Regions from separate parts of the Mus musculus genome. Here region 1 is linked to region 2. The links are chromatin loops, found by intact Hi-C in ENCODE. Cell type or tissue: left cerebral cortex. All regions are shown on one strand. Links, peaks and the distances in the headings refer to the core of each region. The heading gives the core; the rest is flanking DNA.

Region 1 (16,188 bases), core at 5,401-13,400, 540 kb after region 2:
TGGCTCACTGATAATCTCTAGTTCCCTAAAAGCTTCAGTTAAACTTTTGGGTTTTGCTCAAAATAAACCACCCAGAAATAATGTTTCTCGTGGAATACTTTTTTAAATGACCCATGTGACACTAACTAGACATCTGTTCTTTGCTTTCTTTATTAATATGGGCATTGACCATGTGAAATGGGTGGTAGGCCTTTCTGTGGTTGGCCAGGCTGAGAGTTGGCAAGCCTTAGGCTCTTAAACATTATGCAAATTAGAGGCTCCTCCCTACTCATCAATTTCCTTTCAGAAAACGAATGGCCCCACTGTTGACATGTCACAGGAAAGCATTTGATTAACTTCTTTCCTCTACGTAGTTGACTAACACTTAATTATTTTAAAGGTTTTACTGAAATGAAGAACCTAAATATATCCCATGTAAATGAGAACATTCCAGGAAGGTGTGGTTATTTATAGACAGTAGTTGTCTGAATCCAATGTTCTCTGTCTAAGTCAAACTTAAATATTTCAAAATTTTCTACTCTTACAAACCAAATTGTCAGTTAGGGTCCAAGGCAGCCATAATCAGGCTTTTACCATCAATGGTTGATTGTTTTTTTAAGTCATCTTGTTTTGAATTTTTTATGGCACTCTTCAAATCTGCAGATTTGAAGATAGGAGGGAGCTGAGACATGTCCTGCAGTAGACACACATGATGTGTGTGTGTGTCCTAATTTCCTTTTCGTTACTGTGATGAAATAGCTTGCCGAAAGGGAACTTAAAGGGGAAAGTGCCTATTTGGTACACTCGTCCATCTTTCCACCATGGCGAGGAAGGCAGGGCCACAGCTTGAATAGCTAGAAACATGACCATCCTAGACACACGCCCATCCAAGAGCAGAGCAGGAAGGACTCATGCTTGCTTGCTTGTTCTCAGCTTGATTTCTGCACTGTGTCACAGTTAAGGACCTCTTGTCTAGGGTGTGATATAGACACAGTGGACTGGGCCCTCCTACATCAATTAAATTAGGATACTCCATAGACAGGATCACAGACTCAGGCAGAGTAGACAATCCTTCATTGTCTACAAAGAGAACACAATCTCCTCCCAGATGACTCTGGATTGCGTAAGACTGACAACCAGAGCTAACCATCCCCACACACACACACACACACACACAAACACACACACACACACACACACACACACACACATATATATATATATATATATATATATATATATATATATATTCTCAGTCTTCAAGCTTGGAGAGGTGGTGATGGTGCTGAAGAACATTGTGTCCTGGATAACAGTGACTGGCTGAATTTGTCATATTCCTGATGATACTGAAAGTGTCTTACACACTACCCTTTACTGAAGAACTATAGGCTACTGATAGATTCTGGTAGAGGGGTAACAGCTGTCTTCAGTTTCATTCCCACTGACATACCCCTTAGGCTCTGACCCCAAAGTACATAGAGAGCTCTGGCCAGATCTGGAAAGACACAAATGAAACAGACATGAATGTTGCAAAGAAACTAGTAGGGAAGAAAGATGGTAGAAAGCTGTCCAAAAGGAGCTATATGCCATGTATGAGTGATGTCTGCATCAATATGACAAACATACCAACCAAAGAGTATACATGGATGAACCCATGGCTCCAGCTGCATATGTAGCAGAGGATGGCCTTGTTGGACATCAGTGGGACAAGAGGCCCTTGGTCTTGTGAAGGCTAGACCCCCCCCCAGTGTAGGGGAATGCCAGGCAGGGAGGTGGAATTGGGTGGGTGGGTGGGTGGGGGAACACCCTCATATAAGCAGGGAGAGGGAGGAACAGGGGTTTCTGGGGTTGGGGGACTGGGAAAGGAGATAATATTTGAAATGTAAATAAAGAAAATATCCAAAAAAAAAAAAGAAAAGAAAAGAAAAAGAAAAAAGAAAGTGTCTTACAAATGCAACTTGTCTTTCAGGCATGCATGTCATTGATCACAGCGACAGACACAGGCATTCTGATATGCATGGGAGCCTCTAAGGACAGCACAAGCTCAGTGTATTATGCCATTCCACTTCTACATAGTAAATCAATTGTTTAAAAGAGCAGGTCAAAACTCTTTAGCAAAGGCTTTCCTACCCACCTTCATGTCACCTGGCATACTCTACAGGTATACCACACATTCCTCAATTCAATCCAAAGCCACTATATGAGTAACCATGTCACTCTTCTCTGCTGCCTATTTCGTTTTGCCTTCTAGACCCAGGAAGTGAATATCAGACCGTACCAAGGCCCTCCTACAAAATACTATGGTTTTCTTGGCTACAAACAGGAAATCACAGGTGCAAAGAGAATTAAATAAATTCACATCTAAACACTGATCATGTAAGTGCTGGCTCTGACTCTGGGAGAAGGCTCAGGGGGTAAAATTGTTTTCTTGGAAACTGGATGGTTTGACCTCCATTTCCTGAACCCATAGAAGAAGGAGAGAACCAAGTCCCCAAAAGTTATGCATGCTGTGCACATGCATGTGCAAACACACATACACACACATACACACACACACACATACACACAGACACACACACAAGCACAGACTGACAACAAGTGAAAACAAGTGCTGATTTCTCTTTTGTGATGTTGATTTTGTCATTGTATTATCATATTACTGTTAATAGAGTATTGTATGGTCACTATTAATACAGTATTATATTATTACTGCTAATACAGCATTTCATTGTTACTCTTAATACAGTGTTATATTATTACTGTTGATACAGTGTTGTATTATTACTGTGGTTGGCATCATCATGGTTATGGCTATTACTTAACAACCTTTGGGTTTGATTAAACAAAGTTGAGGGAAGGATGATCAAGTGTGAAATGATTTACTTTCTTCTCAAACTCGTGAAAATGCTTACCTGGGGATGAAAATACATGGTCAGTGTGGCACTCAGAAGCATCCACTGTTGAACCCACTGGCTGTGGCAGAGGAACTGGCGGCCATCAGGGTTTAGCTGAGTAACCTGAAGTGTGTGTGTCTGTCTACCTGTCTGTCTCTGTCTCTTTCTATGTCTCTGTCTCTGTCTCTCTCTCTCTCTCTGTCTCTCTCTCTCTCTCTCTCTCTCTCTCTTGTTGTCCTTTGATGAATACATGACTATTTTTGGAAAGTAGGCCAGCTTTTTTTCTCTCCTCATTTTCACATTTACAATGGACCAGATCAAACATACAAGGGAAAACACATATGTATATTTTTGACTATGATTATCTGTAATCATTGAATATTTTTTTAACAGAAACAGTTAGCCCGATACTTAGAAACTCTGAAAGGCAACAAATATTAATTACATTCCTGTGCACTGGCATTTCTCATTTAAGACTTAGGCCAGAAACTCTTCACCTGACACCTGCCTCTGTTTTCTGAAGGATGAATAGTGGGACACAGTCAAAGTCCCACAGGCATGAAGTCAGTGCTCAGTCAGAAGCATTTTTCAGATTGCCTGTTAATCAGAAGGTAGCCAGTGGTACCCACGCACTTACCCATGCGTCTACCTGCTGAGCTGTGCTTTCGCCAGGCTTCTCCAAAGAAGAAAGCAGAAGATGAGTGTTCAATGCTAGAGGTCTATTAGGGTTCAAGGCCAGTGACCCCAAGAAAGAGAGGAATAAATAAAGCATGGAAAGAGTCAGCAAAGGTGGGTTGAGCCTGGTGCCTTTTCCTGATTTCTTATGAGTGTCTAAGAGACACTCCAAGGAAACAGAGGAGAGGAGCCATTGCTGACTCCTTCCTTATGCCTTCGTTTGCCCCCCTGGTTCCTCATTGCCTCACCTGGCCCCTTTGGTCTGTAGAAGGAGGGAGATACCACAGACTATAGATGACTATGAAATCTTATTTGAAGCTACCATGCTGGGGAGATTCCAAGAGACTTTGAATACATCAGGGTCACCTAAATATCAGAGGCTACATGCACTGCAGGGAACCAGGGTACTTAAAGATGCTGGTGGCAAATGCTATGGTTAGAGCTGTAACAACAGCTGCTGCTGGGAGACAGGTGACATGGATAGAATTCAAAAGACAAATACAGTAGGAGACAACACAAGTGACTGTTTCCATAGAACTGAACACAAAGCTAGTGAGACTATAATTTTCCATTCATCATGTCATGAAATTTAAATAACCATTCAAATATACAATGGAAGTCTTCTATAGTCTAATGTATTTAAGACTGATTGATGGATGGATGGATGGATGGATGGATGGATGGGTAGATGGATGGATGGATTGACTGATTGATATAGGGTCTCATGTAGTTGGAGGTTAACCTAAAATTTACTGTTATTAAGCCTGGCCTTGAACTCTGTTTCCTACCTCTTCTGCTTTAGAAGTGCTAAGGTAATAAGTATGTACCACTTCACTCTTACCTATTCTTCATAGACTTATAAATGTTCCCAGTCAAATTAGGCTGTAAACAGCATTTACAGAGCTCAACAGGTAGTGTCAGATAAGACTTCACCCACAACAGGAGAATGTGTGTGAATCTAACCTGATTGAAAGAAGGCCCACAGGTCCCTAAAGAAGACTTCTCTCCAAGAACCACTGTATAGTGGACCCATGTGACTCTGGTGTTTTTTCTTTGCTGACAAAAGTCCAGTGTCCCCATGGAGTAGCTGGAAAGCCAGATGTTCCACACAGATACACAGGGAGTCTTTAACACTATGATCAAATGTGAGTAATGTAACAATGATCTGCTTTTACTGCAAAGATCAAGAGCAACAGAATATTAATGGCCTGTTCTGCTTTCTGCCTCCTTATTTTTTCCTCCTGTAAAAGTCACCCTGGGAGAGATGGTGAGTTGATGGTTTCTGCCTGGTCCTTGCTCACTGAAGATATTGGTCTCCTAGAGGGCCCCTTTCCTTCCTGCACTGACTGCAGGCTGGGATCTGCCATATAGACCCAAGTCAGTCAGAGTCTCACAAACAGCAATTGGTACACACACACATCCTTGCCAACTGTCTCTTGTCAAAAGAACAGTACCAATAATCAACATTTGCAAGATTCCTAGGTATGCCAGGCCATTCTCTGACTTCAATATTTTTATCTAATCCTGCCAGCAAAACAAGAAGATGAACGATGTTACGCTGTGTGCTCCTTCCAGGTCAAACAAAATCAGACAGAATTAAAAGTCAGAATTAAAAGATGGTGTTAAAGTCCCCTCCCTGTTCTTGATAAACTCTCCAGAGAAAGCATTCTCACTATGAACAACAAATAAAGTGGGTTTTCATAGAGTATCTTCTCATTTTTTCTTCATAAACAATAAAAACAAATATTTTTTAAAGATTTATTTATTTATTTATTATATGTAAGTACACTGTAGCTGTCTTCAGACACACCAGAAGAGGGCATCTGATTTCATTACAGATTGTTGTGAGCCACCACGTGGTTGCTGGGATTTGAACTCAGGACCTCCAAAAAAAGCAGTCAGTGCTCTTAACCGCTGAGCCATCCCTCCAGCCCCAAAACAACAAATTAGAAACAAATGGCTTGACAAATAACAGAAGGATTGATAGATTGATTGATTGTCGATGAGTCTGTATTGATATTATAACAAAGTCTCACAATATTTATAACTTATGGATCCTTTCTACAAATCTTCACATGTTACAAAACAAGTTAGAATTTAAACAATTAAGGATATTGAACTTTTTACAGAAATTAGTAAATGTTAATATTGAATTTTAATTGGTATATTGTACTTATTTCTAGCTTTATTGAGGAATATTCAATTAATAAAATATGTGTAGATTTTACTAGAATATGGTAATTTGGGAACTATGTTGTAATTTTTTTCAATTTTGTTACCATTGTTAGGGCAGTGAACACATAAAAACTAGACTTACTCACTCTTGTTATCTGTGATTTTCTTAAAGGTGATTGGGCACCACAAGGATACTAACAGTCGGTAATTATGCTTGGTCTTGAGTATTTTGTATATGCTTGAAAGATCATTCAGATTGAAAGCTTGCTAAATATATCCAGAAAACATTTTTTTCAGTCACAATTTATCATCATTTCCTAAAATAGTATTTATATCTATGGTGTGTCTGTGTATGATTCTTGCATGAATATATGTATGTGTACACAGGGAACATGTATACACATGTATGGACCATATGTAATATATGCTTATGAATATGGGATCATGTACTTACATGTTTGTCATCTGTGTATATGTGGGTGTGTGAAGGATACATGTACCCTGTGTATACATGTGGTATTTTTGTGTATCGTGACCTTGTAGCAGTCATAGGTATACTGTTCATGGTTGTAGTCTCTGTGAATAAGAATGTTCTGTGCATAGGTGTGTTGTGTATGCAAGTATATGCTGTATATGCTGTGCATGCGTGCAGTGTGAATGTATGTGGATATGTAACCTAAATGTTGCATGTGTGTCTGCTGTGTATCTGTACTGTATGTAGGTGTATTCTCTATGTGTATAATGTATGTGCTGTAGGTACTAAGTGTGTCCTCACACATGATGTTAATGGAGCAATTCTTAGATGCTTTGAAGGAAAGAAAATAAAAATTGCAGAATTTAATCCAGGCAACTTTTAACTCTTAAGAGACGTTTTAAAAAATGTTATGTCTTGAGGTGGCCTCTGGCAGGAAGCAATGCCATTTTTGTATGTTGTCCTCAAAGTTCGTCTCCAAGTTGATGACAAGACAAAGAATCTTTATAGGCAAAGACTCTCAGTAAGTAATCAGGGAAGGCCTTGCCTGCTCACACACCATCCCACCCATCTACTCAATCATTGACAGAGTGGAAAGAACTCATCAGCCCTGGTGTGTGAGATCCTGTGGTCAGGAAGCATATGCCTAGAGCTGTATAGGCCATCTGCTTTAGGAGAAGCAAAGAGTCAGTCCTGTGTTCTCAGGGGTTGCTTTAGGAAAACTCCTAGATAGAACAGCCTTCTAGAAATGATCATTAGAAAGAAAGAAGAAAAGGTGATGTAAGAAATAACAATCCAGACCAAGGAAATGAAGGGAAATTTCTGTGCAGAAAGGAGTATCATATGTGCCGACCATTATCTATCTATCGTCTACCTACCTACTTATAATCTAGAAATTTGAGTTTATCACCTAGATAACTACCTATGCATCATCTACCTATCTTCTCTTTACATTCCCCTCATCTATCTATGTACGTATCTAACCTGACACTTAGCTACCTATCTACATATCATGCATGAACTTATTATCAGCCAGGCTATTATCTGTCTATAATCTATCTATTATCAATCACCTACTCATTAACCACCTATTTATTACCTACCTATTTTCTAACTAAGTACTCGTCATCTATACATTTATCAGTTGTCCATCATCTACAATCTATTGATCCATCATCTACCACTTAGCTACCCATTATCTACCAATCATCCATGTAATCCATCTTTTCTCTACCCATCAATAGCCTGTCAACAATTCTCCATATGTATCCATCATCTCCCTTAACCTTCAGTGAAGACTTGTAAAAGCCTTGTTCAAAGCATTCTTCAGACTCAGCCATTAGTAGGGATGGCCATTTTTTCACATCGTCTTGGTGTTACTTGGAGACAAATGAGCCATAAACACATGAGATCTGTAACATGATAGCCGTCAAAGCTTACACAGCCACAGATTTCACTGAGGAAAATATCCTAGTCTTATATTACAGCCTGTAATCTGAAATTTTATTTGTTCAATTTCTGAAATGGCTCATTACAGATCTCAGTGTCTGTTAACACAGAATGAAGTGGAGGTGACATGAGATTTGTTACCAAGTGCCCCATTCACTATGGAATGACTAGCAAGGAGCATGCTTATTTTAATGACATATGAATCTCAATGCCTTCGCACCTGACTGCTGGACTCGGTGCTGTACTTTCACACACTCAGATGAAGTCAATGCCCAGTCTACACACAGTATGGATTTTAATAAATTCATATTTCTCAGGTTTTACTTTCCTTATTTTTATATTCATCTTTTTTCCTTCTTTTCCTCCTTTTCATCTGATGTGCTTCTCCCTCTCCATTCTCAATTTCTTTTTCTGTATCGAGTTTGCCCTACAAATTAAAACTCAGAGCAGGAACAGTTGTCCGTCTTCCCTCTTGTAGGTTGATACGTATTCTGCCTACATATTTCGAACAAATCTCCTTCCTTTCAACACACAGTAATGTTTTAAAATTAATGATTAAAATAAACATAAGGTATTGTAAATGAACAAATGTGATACCCAAGCTATCTGACAATCCACAAGCTTGCAGACTCTCACTTTGAAAATATGATCAGGCCTTGTAATACATGACAGTCACCTAATATTTTGGAATTGACAAATGACCTATTTTCTTCTCCCAAAGCTACTATTTCTCCAGAATGAATTATTAACCACGGGTTTTATTTTAAATTTGAATAAAAGTGAGAGCAATTTAGATCGATTTTGAGGCAAGCAACGCCCTTGAGCTTTGCCATGAGATAAAGCATTGCCATTTGTCTAGCGCCATCTGCTGTTCGATCCAAGCAGCAGCATGAGCCTGGTTTCCAAAATGAGAAGTTGGCCTCGCCATTAAGCTTGTTTCTAGCAGGGTGTGACTGGAAAAAGCAGAAACAAACAAGCACAACCACCACAACCAGACAAGACAAATTCAGAAAATTTAAGCAATGGAAACACTTAAGTGGAGATCAGAAACTACGGGAAATACTGTCCCATAAGAAGATGCACACCAACAGCCATAGGTTTAAAGGTTACTGACATACAAGCACTGCTTAATAATTTAAACTAGTTTCATCTGTGAGTCAGAATCTCACACTGAGCCCAGGGATACCTAGAATTCACTACGTATCCAGGCTTATCCTGAACTTGTGGCAATCCTTCCCCGGCCCCATTACAGATTCTCAAGCAAGGGAACTACAGGTCTGAGTCTCTGTACTCAGCTATTGTCTCAATAACTATATAATCAAATCTTTACTTCTTTAGAACAACTCGAAGAAATTGCCTCATTACCAACATCATCATTTTATATATTTTATTCTAAAATATATTTTTTCCTATTATAAGAATATCAATTCAGAATTTCAGTATAAAGCCTAAACATTCAGATCTCCTAGCACATTAATGTTATAACAAAAGTACAGTAAGTTCAGCGTGGCTTGAACAACAGCAAAAAAGGAAAATACAGATGGCTTATGGTCCTGTCCCCTGCTGGGTAATAACACGGATTTAACTAAATATGTAGGACACGTTAAAGAATTCAGGCTCATACTCATCTGTTACTATGATATAATGTTACCCTCCATGACAAGATAATTCATATACTGTGATCGTGCCTGCTTCAAAGAGAGTTGCATTCCTAGGCAACAAAATTAATTTGGCATTTTTAAAGCTGATCAGACAGGAGTTCATACCTCTTTAAAACATATAACAAATTACTGGGAATATACAAATAAGCTGCATTTATAAAGCTCTTTATTACCTACAGATTGGGAACTTTTATTAATGTAATGTTTCAGTTTTCAATTAGATTGCTTTTTACTAGATTCTGTACAATAATTTAAACCAATAGGTATATTTCTACATTTCTTCAAATCTAGCTATACCAAGACACTCATACATACAATATTCCTTTAAAACTTGGCCAATCAATTGAAAGTTGGCTCTCTGACAAAATGCAACAAAGTGTCTCATTTGTCTCATATTTAAAGCATAGTCATGTTTGTATGGTCTCTTCTGTGGTTGATTTGTTCTTTCATAAAATATCATTTACTTATTACTTGTGTGTTTGTGTATGCATGTGTGTCTGCACGATTCATATGCACTACCTGTGTGCAGGGGGTGTAGGTCCCCTGGAACTGGAGTAACTGGGGTTGTGAGGCTGCATGTGGGTGCTGGAAACTGAACCCATGTCCTTGGTAAGGGCTGCTCTTCAACATTGACATATCCCTTCAGGCCTGATTGTGCTGACTTCTAAGACTACTGTGAGTTCTTTATTGTTTTCTCAGCTCAGTTGACATTTGTGGTCATTTTTGAATGTGATGGGAGTATTCATTTAGTTTCTTAGACCTAAAAGATTCCAAGTTTTGGAAGGTAAGAGCAATAAGCTACAGCAACACTAGAGAGGATGAGGAGGAAGAGACAGACACCCACTCAAAGATGATATCACTCTCTTCACACACAGAACATTAATTTACCTTTGTAAAATCATTTATTTTATTTTTGTGTATAAATGTCTTCTTTCAATGAAAATAGATATTTTTTAAACAATATATTGTGATTATGGTATCTTCCTTTCCAAACTCTTCCCTGATTCTTGAAATTTCTATCCCCAAATACATTCCTTTTCTTTTTCTCATTAAAAACCAAACATGAATCTACAAACATGCATCTATTAATAATAATAATTAGTAGAGCAGGGAAAAGGGGGAGGAAGAGGAGGAAGAAAAGAAGAAATATAAAATAAAAACAAGCAAAACAAAACAAACACAACAGAAGGAGAGAAAGAGCCAAAGAAAATGCATCAGAAATACCTACAGAAGCTGAGACAAACACTTTTTCCCCCCTTTGGGTTTTTTTTTTTTTCTTTTTTTTTTTTTTTTTTTTTTTTGGTTTTTCGAGACAGGGTTTTTCTGTGTAGCCCTGGCTGTCCTGGAACTCACTTTGTAGACCAGGCTGGCCTCAAACTCAGAAATCTGCTTTCCAAGTGCTGGGATTAAAGGTGTGTGCCACCATGCCCGGCAAGACAAACACTTTTGTAAACAACCAAGCCTCAAAAAAGAAAATCTGAATTCAAAATATATAAACAAAAGATCTATGGGAGAGAGAAAGACTGCCCTGACAAAGCAAAACATCATGAAACAAACAAAACACTGTATGCATGTTTAATTTTTTTTAGTGTATGTAGTGCCCCATGTAGTCATGTCAGAAGAGATGCTAGATCCCCTGGAACTGGAGTAGCAGATGGTTGTTAATCCTGGGTCTTCTGCAAAAGTAACCAGTGCTTTTAACACACCTCTCCAGCTCATGATATCTTAATTTTTAAGACATATTGTATTTGTGTGTGTGTGTGAGAGAGAGAGAGAGTGAGAAAGAAACAGAGACAGAGACAGAGACAGAGAGACAGAGAGACAGAGACAGACAGAGACAGAGACAGAGACAGAGACAGAGACAGAGACAGAGAGGTGATTACACATATTCATGGAGGCCAGAAATGGGTAGGAGGATTCCATTAAGTTCTACAAGCCTGGGAAACATTGTGGGTTCCATACTGGCCAGGGCTATATACAAAGACCTTATCTCAAAACAACAAATAAACATGAAAGAAAATTAAATTAAGGTAAAATCCAGGGAAATGTCACACACATGAGAAACCATCAGTAAGAAACAGTGAGCTTTGAAGGTCAAAATCAAGGTCATACAGGGGCCACAGTAACCTGCACAGGAGACTCTGGGAGGACCCAGGTAAACACCAGCAGACTATCTGTACCATCTACACCAATGAACTTGGGCTCTAAAAAATATCTCCTCTCCTTTTTTTGGATTTATTTTTGACAGTTGTAATCTTATTATTAAGGTCTAAGAAACTCTGCCTCATCCTTGAAGATGGTTCAAGATAGCCCTTGGGCATGTAATCGAATTCTTTTTTTGAAAGAAATTGAAAGTACCACACTGTCATCATTCAGAGATTTTCATTCTGTGAAGTGGTTCACTAAGGATGAAGGAAAAGATGAGGTGGTTTGGGGACCTCGCACACCCCATTGATCCAAATGCAATCTTACCAGCTACAGCAAGGGTATCCAAATTTACCTTGAAATTTGAGCACTCAAGTCACTTGTCTCTTCCTAGAGTAAGGATGTAACAATATGGAAGACCCTTAAAGATGTCTGGAGAGTTGATGATGTTGCATGAACGAGTGATTTCCCCAGATGCCACTTTCCCCATAGATTCTCTGGACAGAACAATTGCCTTTAAATGCCACTTCTCCTCTTGGCCCTATTCTCTGAAATCCTCTTTATTAAATAGACACATCTCTTGTGTTCGCAGCTCCCACAGCCTATATTGGATTTTAGATTTACTCACTTTGAAGTGTTCTAGCACAGTAATTGGATGAAGATGGAAAGTTGCTTCTCTGCTGTGCCTGGGGTTGGACTTGTGTATTCTATAAATATCCCCATGTATACACAGCAAGATAACGTGAAACAAATCTTCTCCCTTCAATGCATTCACTTCTCTGAACATTTCTTTCTTAAGCTAGGAATAAAGGGTTTCCCCCTGTCATCCTTTACACAAAAGAGCTCTGATCAAAGCAGAATTATTTCATAAAACTGAAAATTGAAGGCAAACCACACCCCTTAATCACTTCAGCACCCACCACGAACCAGGCATCCATGTTTTATCTTCTTCTGTAGCCAGTACAAATGCCTTCCTTCCCTCTGTTTGCCCATTTTCATTTTCAGGCTTCCCCCTTGCCTCTCCTACATGGCATGGCCAGACACCACCACCCACAATGATCTGACACCTCTCAAAAGTGTCACTTACATTTCATATCCATCATATTTGACTTTCTCTTTCTAGGTTGAATGGCCTGTCTGGTGTGTAGATGAATAATGCATTATACATTGTCTGCTACAGGTAACAATGTATGTGTCATGCATTACCTCATTACCTGATGGTATCTCTTTAAGTGTGACCACACCACATTTTTGCCCTTTGCCTCTGTAGCGGTCAATAGATTCTAGGTATTCAGCAATTACTTGGTGAGGAGGTGAATGAATAAATAGCTAGTTGAAAATTATTTGCAATAGAAAGCGTTTGTACTGTTTCCTGTATATGTACCTGTCCTTTGTGTATTTGTCTAAATTGGTCTGTCTCTCTATTTAGAGCATGTTCTTACCTGGTGTGTAGCAGTCCCTGAGTTCAGAGATTCAATACTATAATATTATTTTGCTATAATAATCATTCATTCAATGTCACAACATGCATTGGCATTCCTCAAAAATAATGCATTGTTGTGCCCTACAGAATACAAACCAAATGAAAATGGGCCAGACAAGATAATGGGTTACTACAAAGGAACAGCTAAAAAGGAAAGGTGTAACCTAATATACATGGATGATAGATGATAAATCATAGAGAAAAGATAGATCAAAGCAGAATGATGATAGTCAGATTTATACAGAGATAGGTAAGTAGATGGTAGATATATGGACATATGGATCGATTTATGGATAGGTAGGTAGATGAAACAGAGGTGGGTATAAAGAAAAGATCAATAAATGAGAGATAAGCTGGGAGATGGTAGGTATATGGACATATGGATGAATAGATTTGATATATAGGTTGTATAAAGAGATACATTAGTTGATGGTGATAGACGGTAGGTAGATAGATAGATAGATAGATAGATAGATAGATAGATAGATAGATAGATAAATAACTAGGCAATGAAATCAGTACATCAATAGACAATAGATGTTAGACACATGAATAGTTTAAAGGTAAATAATAGATAAATGGGTAGACAATAAATGAATTAAATAGGTAAATAGATAAACAATAAAAATATAAAAGGCAAACTGGTACATACAAACATGACTATGTGATAGATTGATCATAGATTAAAGATACAGATGTACATCAAGAAGAGAAAAGCAAAGTCAGCATGTGGTTTCAGATATAATGGGCATACTTTCAAAGTCCTTTCAACAATACCTTTTCACATATTCAGGTGTAGCTCTACTACTTAATTTTAAACCTTTATACAATCCCCCTAATTATTAACAGTAAATACCTTCTCCTCAGAGCCCTGAAAGGTCACTAATAGTTCTCAATTCTTTTATAAAATAAAATTTACTTAGTAAGTTCATGCTTAGTATCTTAATTTTGTGCTTAGTAAAGAAACAAAATCTCTTAGTTTTAACTACATGGTGGGGTGGTCCCTTGTCATATCCTAACGTCATCTCTATACCTGACCAATTGCAAAGCACACCTTCATAGACTATTCCTTCATAAGAGTCCACAGTTGTGATATTTAAGGGGCTCTTCTCACTATTTTCAATAAGTTCATTTATGTAACCCAGGTCTTTGACCACCACTTGGTATTCTGTTTTCAGGGAATTCTATAAGGGAGAACAGTGTCTCTGAGGAAGCTTATGAGCAAGGGTCAGTTTTATATCATTGGATGAATATGGCCTTGAGTGCCAGCCAGACACAGAATATCTCAGTCCTATTAGTACTTCCTAACCATCTGTGCAGGTAATCCATATGGACTTCTTCTTTTGATTTTGAAAGAGAAAAATGCATAAATATCCTATAAACCCTCTTGTTTTCTGGTACAATAAGACTGCCTTGATATGCTCAACAATGTACAAGTGTCTGGTGGTCTGGTTCTTCTCATGCTGGGGAGGAGTGACCATCAAGGGGCAGGTGGGAAGGTCTTACCTGGATGTGGCCTTTATTCACTCTTTAGATCACCATTTCCTCCTCCTCCCCCATACAAAACTCTGAGATCTCAATGGCAGGCATTAATTATGAGTTCTCTTGTCAGTTTGCTTCTGGGTTGTGTGGACTACAGGGGTTCTTAGGTCTTTGAAGGTAGTAGCATCTAGTGATTTTCTGTGGGTCCATCTCCACCAAACTTTCTTCTACTGAACCTCACTCAGTAAAGATGTGAAGGAACTATGGCTCTGATCCACTCTCTCATCAATGTGGCATGTCCCAGGTTCATTTAACAGGGAGAGAGTTTCAGAAGAGCTGGATGAATATACCTTTTTGACAGTCATAACAGTGATGATATTAGCTTAGAATACCCTGGGTAGATATCTCCCTCTTCTTTTTTAAGGCAGAAATAAGAAATCTTCCATTTGACTTTTAGTTGGTTATTTTAAATTAAGAATATGGAGGAAGAAGATAATAAACAGGAATAATAAATCAAATGGTAAATGCCTTGACTAGTATGAGTAGAGAATGTGTAGGCATTACAAATTAAACTCAACTAAATAAACAAAAGGGAGAGAGACAAATCCCTAAGAAACTATTTGTTGGACATTAATGTTTGTTTACCTGCTGTGGAATTCTTGGGAGCTCTAGCAGAGAATGTGTAATACTTAGGAACTATTTTAAAGTACATGACAAAGGTTGTAAAATTTTTCAGTATCATGATTGCTCACTGCCACCTTTCCCGTACATGAATGCATGACTGTGTCTTATAGAATAGCCATAACTGTGGCAGTCTAGACAGATACATGAGTTAGATAAAACAATGAAAGATGAAGTCAAATATAGAAGGACGATAGATGAGATGTATAATAAAGATAAGTGTGAGACAGATGCTAGGTATAGATATATAGATGGACAAATATATAATAGGCTGATAGACATATAGATAGACAGAGAAAGATAGACAGTCTCTCTCTCTCTCTCTCTCTCTCTCTCTCTCTCCCTCTCTCCCTCTCTCTCTCTCTCTCTCTCTCTCTCCCACACACACGCACACAAACACATACACACACAGAGGGGGGAGGGAGGGAGGGACTCAGACAGATTGTCAGATAGTTTTATGTCAACTTGACAAAAGCAAAAGTCATCTCAGAGGAAGGAACCTCAATTAAGAAAACTCCTCCAAAAGATCAGGCTCTATGCAAACCTCTAGGTCACCTTCATAATTAGTAATTAATAGGAGAGGGCTTAACCTACTGTGAGTAGGGACATCACTGGATGTTGGTCCTGGGTTATATAAGAAAGCAGGCTGAACGAGCCATGGAGAGCAAGCCAGTAAGCAGCACTTATCTGTGGCTTTTTCATTAACTCCTGCCTACAGATACCTGCCTTGAGTTCCTATTTTGAATTCTTTTGATGATGAACTGTGATGTGGAAATATAAGCCAAATAAACTGTGTTCTTAAGTTGCTTTTGGTCCTGGTGTTTCATCATAGTAACAGTAATATGAACTAAGTCACACGTACATACAAAACGACAAGTAGATATAAATTATAGGTATATAGTTGCAGATAAGAGACTAGAAGATAGAAAGATAAGTCATAAATGGATTGATGTGTGGTAGATATTGGTAGAGCTGTTATAAGTAATGAATTTAGAATAAGGAAATAGAATAAGGCTATATAACACATTTCCTTTGCTATAAAGGGCACCTTTTAAGTTAGTGGCTGTCAGCACATTCATATGTGCACATGCA
Region 2 (16,188 bases), core at 3,362-11,361:
GTATCTCATGGTAGAACTAGCCCTTACAACCTCACACACTCTGAATGCATTTCTAGGTACCCCAAAACCGACTGCCCAGAAATATCTGCCAGCTCTCCTCAAATGGAAATCCTGCTGGAGTTCAACAAAATGCCACGTGATAGTTTTCTCCCTTTCTAGTCAAGACAAAGTGGAAGAGTGATGTTTTCTCGAGGTCTGTAGCATATGTGTGTGATGCTCACCGCCAAAACCCACCCACGCCTCTGACCTACTCATCTTATCGGTGCTTCCTCTCTGGAGTTGACATAATCATTTTTCACTTAAGCCACTCAGTGTATGATAAACAGCGTTAGTCACCAAGCTGAAAGCTTTTACATTACATGTTATAAAATGGATGGTGGCAGATTGTCATGAAATGGACATAAAATTACTATCACGGAAAGTTTTACACAGCTCTAATTCAATGAGGCGCCAGCTACTGAAGCCTCAGAAACTATTAATTGAGGGCAGGGGGGAAAAAAAACAAGCAAGCAGTTTTAAAATATGAGTCACTGGTTTGACTCCATCTATGTAAAGTCATTTTATGATGTATAATTTGTTTTCATTACTACATATCAACGCCAGAAAGTTGTCCTTTGACTTCCAGACATCTGCTGTGATACTCCTGTGACTGCCACCTCTCTCTCCGTCTCTCTGCTGCTCTCTCTTTACATATATAGGTATACATATAGATATGCATAATACATATGCATATATGCATACATATCTCTGTGTGTATATATAATAAAATTTTGCTAATGAAATGGATTCATATATATATATATATATATATATATATATATATATAATCATGGTTAGATAAAACTCAAAAGGGCAAGTTTGTTACTGATAAAATATTCAGCAAATTTAAAATTAGTCTTTTTATCTTTATATTTTTCTTTTAGAAAATAATAGACTATTGATTCCTTTAAGAAATAATAGTTATGTATTTGAACCATTGTTTTATATATATATATATATATATATATATATATATATATATATATTCTTATTAAGAGTTTTAAGCTGTGTGATGTTTTTAATATTTATTATATTTATAAACCAGCAATGAGATTATTACTTGAGACATTTCTCATCTTTCTTATAACTCTGGTGAAAAATTGCAGATCATTCACATGTCAGTATACAGATGTCAGGTAATAATTGAAGTTGTAATAAATGACAGTGTTATATTTATTTCAAAATGGAAATGGTATTTAGCAGCTGGAAATATATTGGCCCAGCATGTTAAGAAAGGGGAGCAAAATCAGTAATATACAATTCTTTCTTGAATAAAATCAACAATTTTAAAATATAAGAAGATAATTGGGCCTATGAGATGACTTGATACTAAGCCTGATTCACTGAGTTTGATACCAGGGACTCATATAACTGAATGTGCAAACTCATATAGGCTGTGCTCTGACCTTCATATGCTCACCACCGTGTGCATATGCACATACACTCATGCATGGAGACCATACTCATGAATGGATCTGAATAAATACACTGAAAGAGTTCAAAGCCTTTAAAAATATAGATAATATTTTATAAGGGCACTTCTAAATCATGTGTCTGATGACCTGAGTTTGATCCCCAGAATCAAGGTAAATCCTGAAGGAGAGAATCAACTCCAGAAAGTTGTCCTTTGGCCTTCACATATGTGCTGCTAATACAATAGTCAGAAAATTTAAAACTAGTACATTTTCATCTTCATATTTTTCTCTTAGAAAACAATAAACAATTGATTTCTTAAAGGAATCATTGTTACACATTTGAACCATGGCTACATATATGTTGTCATTAAGAGTCTAAAACAGTATGATCTTCTTTTTAATATCTATAATATTTATAACCTAGCATTGGCATTATATATAATATGTACATGTATAAAAATGAATAATATATAATAAATAAACAAATAAAAATTTAAGGTATAGCAAAACATAAGCTATTCCCAATACAGACTTCAGGAAAAGCTGTGCCTTTCATTAATATTGACAAACTTTTGGCTTTCTATAGAGCTTTCTGATGAAATGAAGTAAAAGAATAAGTAATATTGGCCTATGGGTACAACAACAGATATTTTAGAGTATCCTGGTTTCATGGCTTTTTAGCTATATAACAGTATAACTAGGGACCAAGACTCCTCAACCATGGGCTATGACCTAGATAACATTAGCAGGTATGAGTTTCTTCTAAACGGTGGCCTCAGACCCTCTTGAGGAGCAACTATTAGCACAGTGACAGTCGTGAAACTATTGAGATAGTGGCGACATTTTGCTGGAAGGTTGTTTTGTAGTTGGTTGTGTTTACAACGGCATAGGACCTTTGGTTCTTTTTCTTTCCCAGCATGCTGTAGAGCACCTTTCTGACCCTATGCTGTGAGAGCTAGCCAACAGGAGGAAACTCTGAGCTCATTCTCACTGCTTCATGCATATCTTAATGTCACTGTGTGGGGTGTATTCAGCATTAGGGATCTTTCAAAAGTTCCAACTGACAACTGATAGGTGTGGTGAGAGATTGACTGCCTTGGCGCGGGGGGTGGGGGGGGCTCCCTGATCAAGAATTCATTGGGAGGTATCCAATTCTTTCAGGAGGAGTATGAATCTACTCCGTATTGCAGGATATTTCCAATCTCTTATCTTACAAAGCTGTGTGACTTTTACCTTTTCCCTTCTTAAAGGTGAACACTAACCTTTCCTGTCTCCCCTACCCCAACCATGTTTAAATATTCCATCTGTAGTATCCTTTTCTTGGTTTTTAATGTTTGTTTTGTTCTGATATCTCCTCCATTAAAGCAACCTTCACCCAATGGCCCCATTCTACTTTACTGAATTCTAAAGTTATCCTATTTCAGAGGTTCTCAACCAGTGGGTTGTGACTCTTTGGCATTTAAATGGCCCTTTCACAAGGGTTGTATATTAGATATCCTGAGTATCACATATTACCTTATGATTCATTACAGTAGCAAAATTTGAATTATGAAGTAGCAATGAAAATAATTTTGTGATCAGGGGTTACCACAATTTAAGGAGCCATGTTATACAGTCACAGGAATAAAAAGGTTGAAGAAACTTTTTAAATGCATATATAAGCCCTAATTTAAACACAAAAAATTAAAGTTTGCATGTCAGGTTTTAATTATGACAGACAACATACAGTGCTTGTCTTTCCTTCTCAGTAAAATTTTCCAGGTTTATCCATTTACATGCAAATATCACAATGTTGGTTTTCTTTATGGTAGCTAAGTAACATATTTTATGTACTGTAATTTCATATACCCATTATTCCCTGATAGTATCTGGGCTGATTCCATGATGGAGCTATAACTGTTAATAATGCAGAAATGAAAATAGATGAATGTGTGTCTCTGTAGAAAGTATACATCGAGGAGTGGCCGAACAGGGTCATATATACTCTATTTCTTGTTTTAAGATTCTCTGTAGTGTTTTCTATGCTGGCAGGATCACTTGTTCACCCTCAACAGCAGTGGATAATGATTCTACTTTCACCTCATCTTTGCCAGCATTTGTTGTCCTTTTTTTAAAATTATTTTTATGCATATTAGGGTATTGTATGAGTGTTTATATACACATATATGTGCACAAATATATGTGCCATATGCATGCCCATTGTCCATGGAGATCACATAAGGGCTTTCGATTCTTTGAAATTGCAGTAGCAAATAGGTAGGAGACATGATATGGGGGCTGGGAACTGAATCCAGGTTTGGACCAATATGTTTAATTTTTATTTTATGTGTGTGGAGGTTCTGCTTGCATACATGCATGTAGTTCCCAAGGAGGCCATTACAAGGTATTGGATCCTCTGGAGCTGGAGTTATGCTGGAACTGAACCCAGCCCTTCTGTAAGAGCTGACAGTGCTCATAACCACTGAGATATCTCCATCCCTGGCAAGGCATATACATACATTCTTTAACAGCATCATCCCTGCAAAGTGTGGAGATTCACAGAATGAAATATTATTTTAAAGTATAGCTGAAGTTAAATAGAATTTCAAAATAGTTTTAATTTGCATTTCTATGATTGCAAATAATGTCAACAGTAATCAGAAATCACTACACATCTGTATATTATTACCAAAGAATAAATGCAATAAAATTTATTATAATTAAATAAAAAATGAAAGGCAAAGCATAATTATTTGAAAAAGAAAATAGTCATTAAATTCAGAAAAAACAAAAAAATCAATTCACAACAATAACCAAATAAACACCTTTCATTAAAGCTGTACATTAGGAAATAAATATAGCAACAATAAACATAATAATATAGCAACAATAAACATGTAGACATTTAGAGATGTAGAGACGTACAATTCAGAAAATTCTATTTTAGAAATTTAGAACTGTAGAGATATCTCATGTGTTATCAATACATATAAAAATAGCAATGGGAATTTAAGGTATAGTCTTCTACATAAATTCAAGAATTGTGCAAAACTATGTGAAGAGAATCATAAGCCTCCATGCTGAAGAAAAGAGGTGGCTTCAAAAGATAGTATATTAATGTGTGTTTATGACTTTGGAAATTTCCAAGTATTGGATCTGGAGAGATGGCTCAGTGTTAAGAGCACTGGAAACTATTACAGAGCAACTAGGTTCAGCATCCACATAGCAGCACCTAGCTATCGATTAACTCCAACTCCCGCAGACTCAACATTCTTTACTTACAACCTTGGCATTGCATGATGCATGTGGTATATAGGCATATATGCAGGCAAAACATCACATTCATAAAATAAAAATAACACACACACATGTATATACATACAAATACATGTAAGTCTACATGTGAATATATGTATACATATACAATATAAGTATATGTACATGCATTGCACACAATATATGTATACTTATACATATATGCATATAGACATATGGATAAATGTACGCATATCTAAATGAATTCATATGTTTACATACATATCTGTATACATATATCTGTACACATATCTATTTATAACATATGTGTATATACATATATACACATATATGCAGATATAGAAATATACATATATATCTTAGCTATGGAACTTCTCCAATTGTAACAAAATATCAATAATCATGCCCATAGATAAATATGAAAACCTTCTGGCTAGCATAATGTCCCTTTAACTTAAATATTGAAATGCGAATCCATATGCCTGTTCTTGGTCTCTGTTATGGGTCTGTCTTTGCTTTTCCTCCCACCTGACTCTGAGGATCATGCAGAACACTACAGCAAATTTTAGTGTTGGAGTATATGGAGTTTTTGTGGTTGTTGTACTCTTATCTTTTATCTTATGTATATGAGTGTTTACATGCATGTATATGTGTGTGTAACCCATATGTGCAGTACCTGCAGAGGTCAAAATAGATCAGATCCCTTGGAACAGGAGTTACAGGTGGTTTTGAGTACTGGAGTCATCTTCTACTAGAACATCCAGTGCTCTTAAGCACAGGGGTATCTCTTCAGCCCTAAATACTACATCTTTGAAGTCTGTAAGAACTGCACATTGTAGATATGCACAGCTCAAAATATAGCCATGATTTTGCTTAATTATTAGCAAATTTCAAACATACTTGCTACCTCCTTTTATTATATGCAGACAACTCTAATTATAATTATGTGCTTCCAAATTAAACATTGAAGTGTAAGGATAGGTTTTTAGCATCCTAACATCTAAAATCAGAGATCTCCTAACTCCAACCTCGTGTGAATTCAGAAAACCACTCAATCAACAACAGTAACTGCAAGGAATTTGCACAGATGTGACATTATTTTGGGAAAAAAATGCACCATTAACTTTGGGTTCTGTGCAACCCAGAGACTGAAATAATGTTTCCAAAGGATAGGAATCCAAAAATCAATTACCTGCAGAGGCACATCCCATCCCTGGCATCTACTCCTAATGAAATGGATCTGGAATGTCCTTATCAACTCACCAGAAGCACCCCCAGTGCATTGAAAAAGAGTAATGGGAAGGAGAGGAACCTGCCATCTGAATGCTAATTTGGTTTCTATATTTGTACAAATTGATGGCTGCAGCTATGCACAAAACAATTATGACCTGAAGTTAATATTAATTAGAGTCTCCTTGGATAACGTTTTCCTCCTGGGTCAATACATTGTTAATTCTCTCAAGAGAAGGTAATTATTGTAGTGGTAACTGATGATGTTCATGCTCGAGGTGGGTCGGAAGGACCCGGATGTGGTAAGGACATCTAGGTTTGTAAATATTTCATAAGGTCTAGAGAAATGTGCAAAGTCATTTGTAAAGTTGGCTTTTATTTGCCTGAAGAAAAATTTCAGCTCAAAAGACGAACTTTCAGAAGAGCTGTGTGATATGAATATCATATCCAGTAACCTAAAAGCATTTCTAATTCCCAAATACAAGCAAAAAAGAAAATTCAAGCAGAGCTGAAATTTTTAAGCAGCATAACCAAGTTTCTCCACTTAATTCACTAAATTTCCAGTGTCTTCCAATTAAGTACTATTCAGAGAGTAAAATGTTTTGTTTAGAGGTTGATAATGACCTGTGGTCATTCTAATAAGGCATTAAAATCTATGGGGAACACTTTTATGTGCACAGGATGTTATTTCTCAGCACATGTGTATGCTAATGGGGCACATGGCTTGAAAAACTAGACTTTGCTTCTCATCCTGTTGTTTAATTCCATTATTTCAATTGGGGCAAGAATGCTTAAGTTCATAAGCCATTTATTGTTTGACAACTAGCCTGGGCTCATAGTTTTCAGGGGTCAAGGCCAGGCTTGCCATTCTTTGATCAGCTCACTCAGACTCTTTCTCCTGAGTTAATGCTGACTCTCTCCAGTTTATTAGGGATCTTTTGAACCAGAAACTATGTACTCTTTATTAGTTTATTGAAATGGGCAATATCGATCTTTAACTGTTTCTAAAAGACCTTTTTGTCTCTCTCACTCACTGAATAACCTTGTTATTTCTCCTCTGGCCTTCTTAAAGAGGGTTAGCAATCTTTTTTTCTATAAAGTAGACATAAATTTTGTAGGTAAACATGCTTAGGTCTCATGGGGGAAGTTGAGTGAGGCACTAGGGGGTGGATATAGCCAACACTTCCACTATGTTGGCATCAAATTTTCAAATAATAAAACCCCTTCACACATAATAGCTTTTCTCAAACTTCTTCACAAATGAACATTTACACAATGAATGTAGCTTTATCACAGGCAACTCCTTGCTTACTTGTAGACCCTGTCTGATTCAAGTAAATATTACTGTAAGGAATGATTTACTAGGTATTATCTATTAAATAGGAGTTTGTCAGTTAACCAGGAGATATTTTTAGCCCTCATGTTTCTATCCTCACTAAAGCACCACCAAGTTTATTGTAATAGAATATTAGGTAATATCTAAGTTATGGGCATGTGGTATCTGATCAAATGTTAGACATGTCAATATTGGTCACTTAGCCTTCCAAACTAAAGAGCAGCTTCTAGAGTTTTTGTCATTGATGGAGGACTGAGCTAGGTGCTTCCAAGATACAGAGACCAGGTGACATCTCTGAGGAAACCACAAGCTGTGCAAAAGAAGGCTGGTGGATGGGCACTGTGCCAAGAGAACAGGCTAAACGAATTTGAATGTCCTTTAATCCCACAATGCACTTGGGTATTACTTTATGATCAATGAGCAGCATAGAAAATTCTACGGGAAGAATAAAGGATCCTATTCGTCGTTAGAAGTCTGTTTCCTTGTACAGAGATCACACTGATGGTAGTTGGCCAGAAAATTATGGCAGGAACAAGCTGCTTATTGTCAGCCAGATTGGCATTGCCTTCCCTCTTCTCTCATTAGCTTCTCTCATCATTGCTGTTCTCACAGCAACTCTGCTTTGAAATATTTAAACACAACTAAAGTTTATGGAAGAACAATTCCAGGATGTCCAGCCACAGCGTCAGGGGTTAGCCTTCCTTTACATGACCAGTGACATCATGGCTAGCCATGCTTAGGATGGCTCTTCTACCTTCCAGAACTACCTCTGCCCCCCAAACCTGGGCCTCAGTGGTGCTCATCTGCAAGCTAATGGCATATGATTTAGAACTCTTTTCTCCACTGTGATACCTCTTCTGACATCAGCTATACTAGAGCTCTTGAACAGTTTGTCTGAGCACCACACAGCAATGAGTTCTAAGTCGCTACAAGCTTGTTAACATAACAGAATTAAGCCTACTCCTCTCTAGAACGTATTGAATCTGCCCGTTTAGCTGCTTTCTGTTGTTCTTTTGTATGTAAGTCATCTGAATTTTACTCCCCATATGATTTAAACAAGAAACATTGCATGTGCAGTGAGTCTTACTCTCAGTATGCCTGGAAGCAGCTCACTGGCTGAGATTCACTAACTGGAATTCTCTAACCTATATGATCACTGGCCACTGTTCTAGGCCTCCCTTCCCTCTCCTTATGGCTTTGAAGAGAACTGAAATGACTCTCTCCAAGAAAGAAGGGCCTAGAACTGTCATGAAGTGTCTTCCTTCTTCTTCAATGTGAATCCACAGGAGATAGCACTTGGAAAGCTAAGGTTGCCTGGAAAGCCAGAGTTGGAGGTGTCAAAGGTAAATCTTTTGACCATCTACCATTCTGCATCGAGCTAGGAGCATGGCTTTATCACATGCTTTCTTGTGGACAGGAAGAGAGACAGCACTAGTGTGAAATGGACAGTGAGTAGGTCTTCAGGATGCCACACCCATCACCCAAGAACTATCTTCTGTGAAAGCCATGGAGCAGCGTGAGCTGAAGCATCAAGTCCAAGATTATGGTGGGAAATACTTCATCTTTTAAGTTTAGGTTCTTCTTTTCTAATGAAATATTTTAAAGTATGCATTGTGACAAGTTACTGTTATAAAATTGACTGTAATTCAGTAATGTTTACACACACACACACACACACACACAGTGCAACTAAACCAGGAGAGCCAAAATGGGCACTGAAAATAATGACCATCATAGAAACATTGGAAAATAGAGAAAATGACAAAAGTAAAATGCCTCACATACCTGAGAATTTGTCTTTTCTAGAGTATAGGAAAATACTTAAATCTAAGTCTAACTCATTAGATGAAAAGATTAATTTATATAACTATTTGACACAGAGATATATTAGTCTAACACTATACCACAGATCTTCATCTCACTAATTTACTTGAAGATTGAAAAAATCAAAAAAGTACTTACTGATACCACTTTTATTCCAGAAAAGCAAGCTGTTTGCAAGCTCAGAGAAGTAGATCTCTTCAGAGTCAAACATTAAAGGCACTAAGTTCACATGTTATTAGAAATAATTATTCTGAGATATTAATAGCACCAAGAGACATCAATGGTGAAGTATCAATGTATTTACTGATGGGCTCAATCACAGCAGTGATTATGTTTCATGAGAAGGCATCAGGCTGCTTGCCTTGTGTAAGTGGAATGTGCACACATAACCCCCCGAGGGACACATTGTACAGAGTGAGCAGATTCAAGGATGACTTGGAGAATGCTTCCTGCCCCACTTCCTTAAAGAGAAACAGAATTCTGAGTGTAATATGTACCTGGTAGAGGGTGCCTTATTTGTGGCAGTCTTATAGAAATATAGCCAATATCATGTCTTTAGTTGTATGTACCATAAAAATCCAACTAAATATGGGCAGAAGCAAATTCATTTATTAATATACTCTATGTCCAAAATTATAAAAGTATACCAGACAGCAAAGGTCAGGCTGCCCCTCTATTAACATTCCAAAGAAATATTCTCTTAATGGACACAGAACCCAATGTAGCCCAATGGGTGGGGTGATTATCACAGTCCTTCCACCAAGCCTGTCTTGTGCATCTGGGAGTTCTAAATACACATGGAACCGCTCAGGGAAAAGCACTAACCCTTTCTGATGCCTTCTGTGCACAAAGCCACCTCACATGTCGATGGTTCTTTTCAGTACCAGTAATTATTAATATTAGGTAACAAAAACAAACTAAAACCAGCTATTTGAAAGATATAGGATCAGGTCAACACAGTATAGAATTAAGTTTTCAAGAAACAGGACCTAACACCACACACATCATAAATAATTTGTTTCAAATTAGTGCTAAAGCTACTTACCTACAACAACTTTTGATGGCAGAGTATTTTTTTTGCATGCATTTTAACTAAATTAGGTCAGAAATAATTACACTCTTGCTACTGTTGTAGATTTAGATAAAATGTGTTTGCCTAAAATTTAGATTTTGAATCTGTAATTTTCTAATAAGCCGCCAGCAGAGAAAACGAGATCAGCAGGCAATATCCCCACTCTTACCAAATGCATCACTGCATTACTGAACCTTTGTTTGGGGTGAGCTTTGTGGATGGGTCCCACGAAGAGGGAGATAACAGAGGGAGAGATGGCTGGATTCTCACATGCATAGGTGAAGCTGCTAAGGAATTTGAAGGTTTAAACATCCACAGAGATTAAACAAAATGCAAGAATTTCATAAGAAATTAAGCTCTTGCCTAATGATTATTCTCACTATAAACCACGGATCATTTGATGCCTTTTGTTGGGACCTGGTATAGCTATAACATTAAGTTTTGTTTTGCTTTGTTTTGGTAATGATAAAACATGAGGAAATTGAGCTTGTACTTTCCAGCAAGCTTTATCTCTATAGACCATATTTCATGGAGCTGGAAAGGGATATGCTTACTGCTACTGAAGGAGAAAGGTAATTGAACTTCTTATCTAGCTATGAACACTATGAATTAAAATAAGTAATCTGCCCTGGCGAGTTACCCTGGGCAGTGCAGTAGTGGCATAAATATTGTGGGAATCACCAATTACTTTCTGGTTAGATTTATGGCCTGATCCATGAGATGAAACCCATATATGGCATGGTCATCAGGGAGAAACATCTGTGCCTAGACAGGTAAGAGGCTATAGTTAAGAATATAGTATTATTATGCTAAATGGATATAGTATTACAATGACTCCTAATGATTTATATCTGTACATATAGATTTATGTATCTTTCAACCATCATTAGAGAAGTTTTTCTCTGCAGCTAATGGCAATTAATAGAGATACTCAAATGGTTAATATGTAGAAAACAAGCCTGGAATACTTTGTCTTAAATCAGGCATATATATGACAGCCAAGGTACCACTGAAAAAGAGAAGGGAGTAAGACTGTAAGAGATAGAAGTGGTGGATTACTAAAAGAAAAGAGTGCATTCCAGACACAATAAAGAAGATGCACACATGAACTCACAGTGATAGTGACAGCCACATAAAACCCAAGAAAGCTCTATCCTAGTATGGGAGGGGTGGGTACTAAGTCCCACCCATAGATGAGGAGCTAATGACATTTGATACCTTCTGGGAACTGGAGAGTCAATTTTCTTATCGGTGTGTCCTCTACTAGGCTGCTTGCTCTCCTAGGTAGGGTCTACACACAAGATAGCCAAGGGTCCATGCCACTGAACTAAATGGATTTATACAAAGAGAGCTAACATGAAGATGGAGAGGAAAGAAGGTTGGGGTAGATCTGGGAAGAGCTTGGGGCTAGGGGAGAAAGAAGTGAAAATCATCAAAATATATCCTACAATATTCTCAAGGAATTAATAAAAATGTTGTCTTAAAAATTGCAGGAGGGAGGAAATAGTATAAGGGGTTTCTGAAGGGGAGACTTGGAAAGGGGAAAACATTTGAAGTGTAAATAAAGATAATATTCAATTAAAAAATACTGGTGATGACAGTATTGCCACATTTCAGCTTATAATCAGGAGTATGAAACATGCAATACAAACAGAACAAAATGTCACAAGAAAGTAAGACCATTTGTCACATTTTCATGTTTAATATAAGTATTTCAAGAGCGTACCTCTTGAAGGGTGTATCCCTGAATATATAAAAACATGTTTTCATACATGAAAGGATAATTGATTAAATCACAATGGAAATTTTTGACCCTGTCTACAAATGCTTGTGAGTATAAATCATCTCTAGTTTCCCCTTTCATGTCAAGTCATGAAATAGCTGTTACTGAATAAATAGATGAAATTGTGGTTCATGTCAAATAGTCTCTGAAACTCTTTGAAGATGGCTTGTTTCTTAGTTTTTACTCTCCTTTATCTCTCATAGGAAAGTTCTAACTACATTTTCTAAGAGGCTCAGTGAAAGTAAATAACAGAAATTGCTCAGTTCAATTTTCAGTTAAGTAATACATTCAATTTTAGTATATTTCTCATCCATTTGACATGAATGCCTAATTAATCTTACTTGGATATTTTAGCTGGCAACCGTAACAAAGGTCTATGATTGAGAGGTTTTCATTGTAAGGCATACAAACACTCAGCTAAGAGGTAGGAGCTACAGCATTAGAATCAGGAGTCAAATATCAACAACTTGGTAGGCAGCATCTCTCAGCACTTTTGTTTTGCATGTAGCAATGCTGTTAGTCCATGTCCCTGTACCGTTTGTACAGAACTGCTAAAGCTCAACTGTATGTCATGTGCTTACCATCTTGTCACATGTTCAGTATCTGCTGTTGGTCTATCTGCAGAACTCCATTTGCACAGAGCATTCCATTTTCCTTTGGAATGCATGGAAGGATGCTTCAACCATGGTTGAGGACAATAGCACACCTTATCTTATGGTAATCAGCATGCCACTTTAGAGACAATTACAGAACAACTGTGAAACACAACTTTATTCCACCATGTATTTCACTTATTACACTGAGAATATTAAATAGCCTCTACCTTTGAGTTACAGGAAACGTTAACACCTAAAAGTGTGCAAATCAAAGTTGAGCATCAAAATAAAACTGAAGGAAAAGTATTTTTTGATGTATATCAGAGGCAGGAGCCAATCAGTATACTGGGCACAATTCTGGGATTCTTCAAGCTGCTGCCACCAACTATGATTTCCGAGGGGACACAGCTGACACGTGAAAAGGAGAAGTGAATTTTGCTCATTTTTTCTGGTTGTCTAATTCAAAAGCATGTTCAGCGCCTGCTTAGGTCGATATGCAGTACTCCATTTGCACAGAGCTCTCCATTTTCATTTGGAATGCAATGGAAAACTTTAAAATATTTTAATTGTATGTTTATACAGGTGGTGCACATGATTGCAGTACAATGAGGTCAGAAGAGGACACTAGATTCCTCAGAACTGGGATGACAGACAACCCTGAGCCACTTAGTATGCGTGGTAGGAGACCAACCCAGGTCTTCTTCAGAACAGTAAATGCGCTTAACTACTGAGCTATTTCTCCAGGCCCTAATTGAAAATATTTAAACCTACTCAACTTGGTCAAAGTTTTTCTTTTGTTGCAGAGCATCAGATGCAACACTGATTGATCCATAATTTTAGTGCACAGACTGAAGTTCCAATCATATAGCCATTCTAGGAACATCTGTCTGTGTCCTTCATAAGTGGTTGTAACCACTCTGTGTATTGCCTCCCCTCTACTTAAGATGAAATAGAATTCTTTGGGGCTTGCTTTCCTCTGAACTCACATCAAATTGAGCCTGGTGGTTCTAAGACACATATCAAGTTCAATATAACAGGTGACACATTGCATAGCCTGTGTTTCTAAGTTGCCTTGTAAAGAAGACACCAGGCATTTTTGGATCTTTCTGTCACTTGGAGAAACATTGCCTCTCTCTCTCTCTCTCTCATATATATGTATATGTATACATACATATATATATATATATATATATATATATATATATATGTGTGTGTGTGTGTGTGTGTGTGTGTGTGTGTGTATGTGTATATGTGTATATGTGTATATGTGTATATGTGTATATGTGTATATGTGTATATGTGTATATGTGTATATATGTATATGTGTATATATCTATATATATATGTATATATGTATATATGTATATGTGTATATGTGTATATGTGTATATGTGCATATGTGTATATGTGTATATATGCATATATGCATATATGCATATGTGTATATGTGTATATGTGTATATGTGTATATGTGTATATGTGTATATGTGTATATGTGTATATGTGTATATGTGTATATGTGTATATGTGTATATGTGTATATGTGTATATGTGTATATGTGTATATGTGTATATGTGTATATGTGTATATATGCATATATAACTTTGAATCTCATCTTTTATCCTTAGCTAACTGGACTATCCAAGAGGAATATTCAAATAATTCCCTAAGCAGTTAGTTGTTCCCTATCTGTTGGTCATGTTTCCACTGGTTGCGATAAAATGACTTTCTCTGAGTGCTTTCTGAAACAGTGGTGCAGATGGTGGAAGACATAACCTCCACCTTATAAAGATAATACATTATATTATTAATAACATATTATTTAGTAAAGAAATTAGCTTTACAAGTTGCACTTTGTCTGACTCTCACCTCTAGTTTCCAAGTTAAACTTGTGTCCTGTTCAGTTTCATTTCTTTTATTGGTGTTGCTGAGTAAATGTGGATGATATTGAAGTCCTAGAACTGCCCCCACCACTTGCATTTCATTCACAGTAGGAACAGAAAGGCCAGAAGATGCATGCTTTTGCACTCACAGTGCGCGTGTTTGCACTTGACAGATTTCACTGTGGAGGTTAAAGCTCACACTCTGAAGGTTTCTGGTGAAAGGCTAAAAGATCATGACCTGAGTGCTTGCTGCATAACATTCCCCACTCACCATTTCGCAAGATGGTCACAGACCGATGAGGGATAGGGTACCATACCCCAAGCACTAAGCCTGCAGCAGATCCAACTTCAAGAACTTCAAGGATTCTGGCTAAATGAGAAAGTGTCTACATTTTAAACTCATAAATTAAAGATCCTGAGGGGGGGGGAAATCTCGAAAATGGAAACCTGTGCAGAAATGATAACTATTTTTGCAAACTCTTTCTAATAAGGATGTTCCCCCAACAGTGTTATTCACGTCTGGTGGGAATATGATTAGGTACATCCATGTGGGAAATATCTCAGTACCAAACATAGAACCCTAAAATATTTCAATCACTGAGAAAGTTGAAGCAACCTTATGTTAGAAAGTATCTAAGATAAGGTTATGTCAGATTACTGAGTTGGTTCTAGAACGAGATTCGGGAAGTCCATGAATCAATCTGTAGCTCAGTTAGGACTGTAGTGAACATGGGAGCTTTTATCATATGTAAACTAAAGCACAGGACTCCAATTTCAGCAACTAGTCACTATTATCTTGGGTTGAGTTGCTTTAAGACAGGACAGAGGAGTACGTGTGACAGGCAAGCAGAATGCCTGTCTCTATGTTCACAGATTGCTCTACAGGTTGTTTATGGGATAAAAGAATTGACATCATATTTTAATTGCAATAAAACTATGTTGCACTTCTAGGCAGCTGCTCTGAAACATGACAGCACCCACCACTGGCCCTTGTCTGCCCTAATGAAATCCCTGATATTAGAAGGGAACAGCAGATCCACAGGCACAGTTGTGGTTCTTGTACTTAGATGACATCTTCTAAACGGTTGTGAACACATGGCCTGTGCCCAGTGCTGGATAAGATCCAGTAATAGACACCCAAGGGTGTGGAATGTGTCACCAGCTCCATGTTCATATTGTCCTTGAATGCCCTGGCAGTTCTCAGGGCCATTCCTCAGCATTTCATTATGAGCAGAGAGGGGGATTTTTCTGGCTTAAATCCATGTATATATATATGTGTGTGTGTGTGTGTGTGTGTGTGTGTGTGTGTGTGTGTGTGTGTGTGAATATATGGATATATGCAATAAGTATCATCTCAGGCAAGCATTTTTACTCACACTTATTCTAGAGACAGCTCTTTCCATTTTCACCAAATGTACTAAACACAAGGGGTTGAATCTGAACTTTGCATAATGGTAACCTGCTCAAGAAAAGTTCACACTGTGAGTGGATCACTGCTAGGCAACTCAGAGTGAATGGTTGATTCTGGTATTCACAGCTAATTTCAGTGTAGGTTCTTAGGGGGAAAACCGAATGACACACTAGCGTGAGGTAGATAATGAGGCAGCATGCCTAACCACTCATCTCTGGTGATAAGAAAGACCTAGTGTTTGCCAGCATCTTTCAGTGACAAACGTATCAGAAACAGATGGCGCCAGCGCCAGCAGCATGAGTCCTGGACATCCTTCAGTAGACCCAGACACAAATCACCAGAC

What was found. Hi-C counts contacts between places; a loop is a spot of excess contacts. Peaks named below come from ENCODE experiments on the same cell type or tissue, not always from the same donor. Only the 100,000 strongest peaks of a DNase experiment are listed, where the experiment ranks them.
Region 1: a loop joins it to region 2, with 2.1 times the contacts of the local background. A loop is called at or near these places in 4 of 42 quality-filtered maps.

Annotation. Positions count from the first base shown.
Region 1 is chr8:17,413,225-17,429,412 of GRCm38, forward strand. The region is part of intron 1 of Csmd1 (CUB and Sushi multiple domains 1); the gene reads right to left. C030002A05Rik reads right to left here. Exons shown (of 1, transcript XM_030243881.1): 1 at 1-16,188. Among named protein-coding and RNA genes, the nearest start is that of C030002A05Rik, 71 kb to the right of the region's middle. In left cerebral cortex, for the core only: a CTCF peak has its summit at 8,509 (motif pointing left); a DNase peak (open chromatin) is centred at 8,526.
Region 2 is chr8:16,877,055-16,893,242 of GRCm38, forward strand. The region is part of intron 3 of Csmd1 (CUB and Sushi multiple domains 1); the gene reads right to left. Among named protein-coding and RNA genes, the nearest start is that of Gm39136, 400 kb to the right of the region's middle. In left cerebral cortex, for the core only: no CTCF peak of the experiment used is centred there; a DNase peak (open chromatin) is centred at 7,714.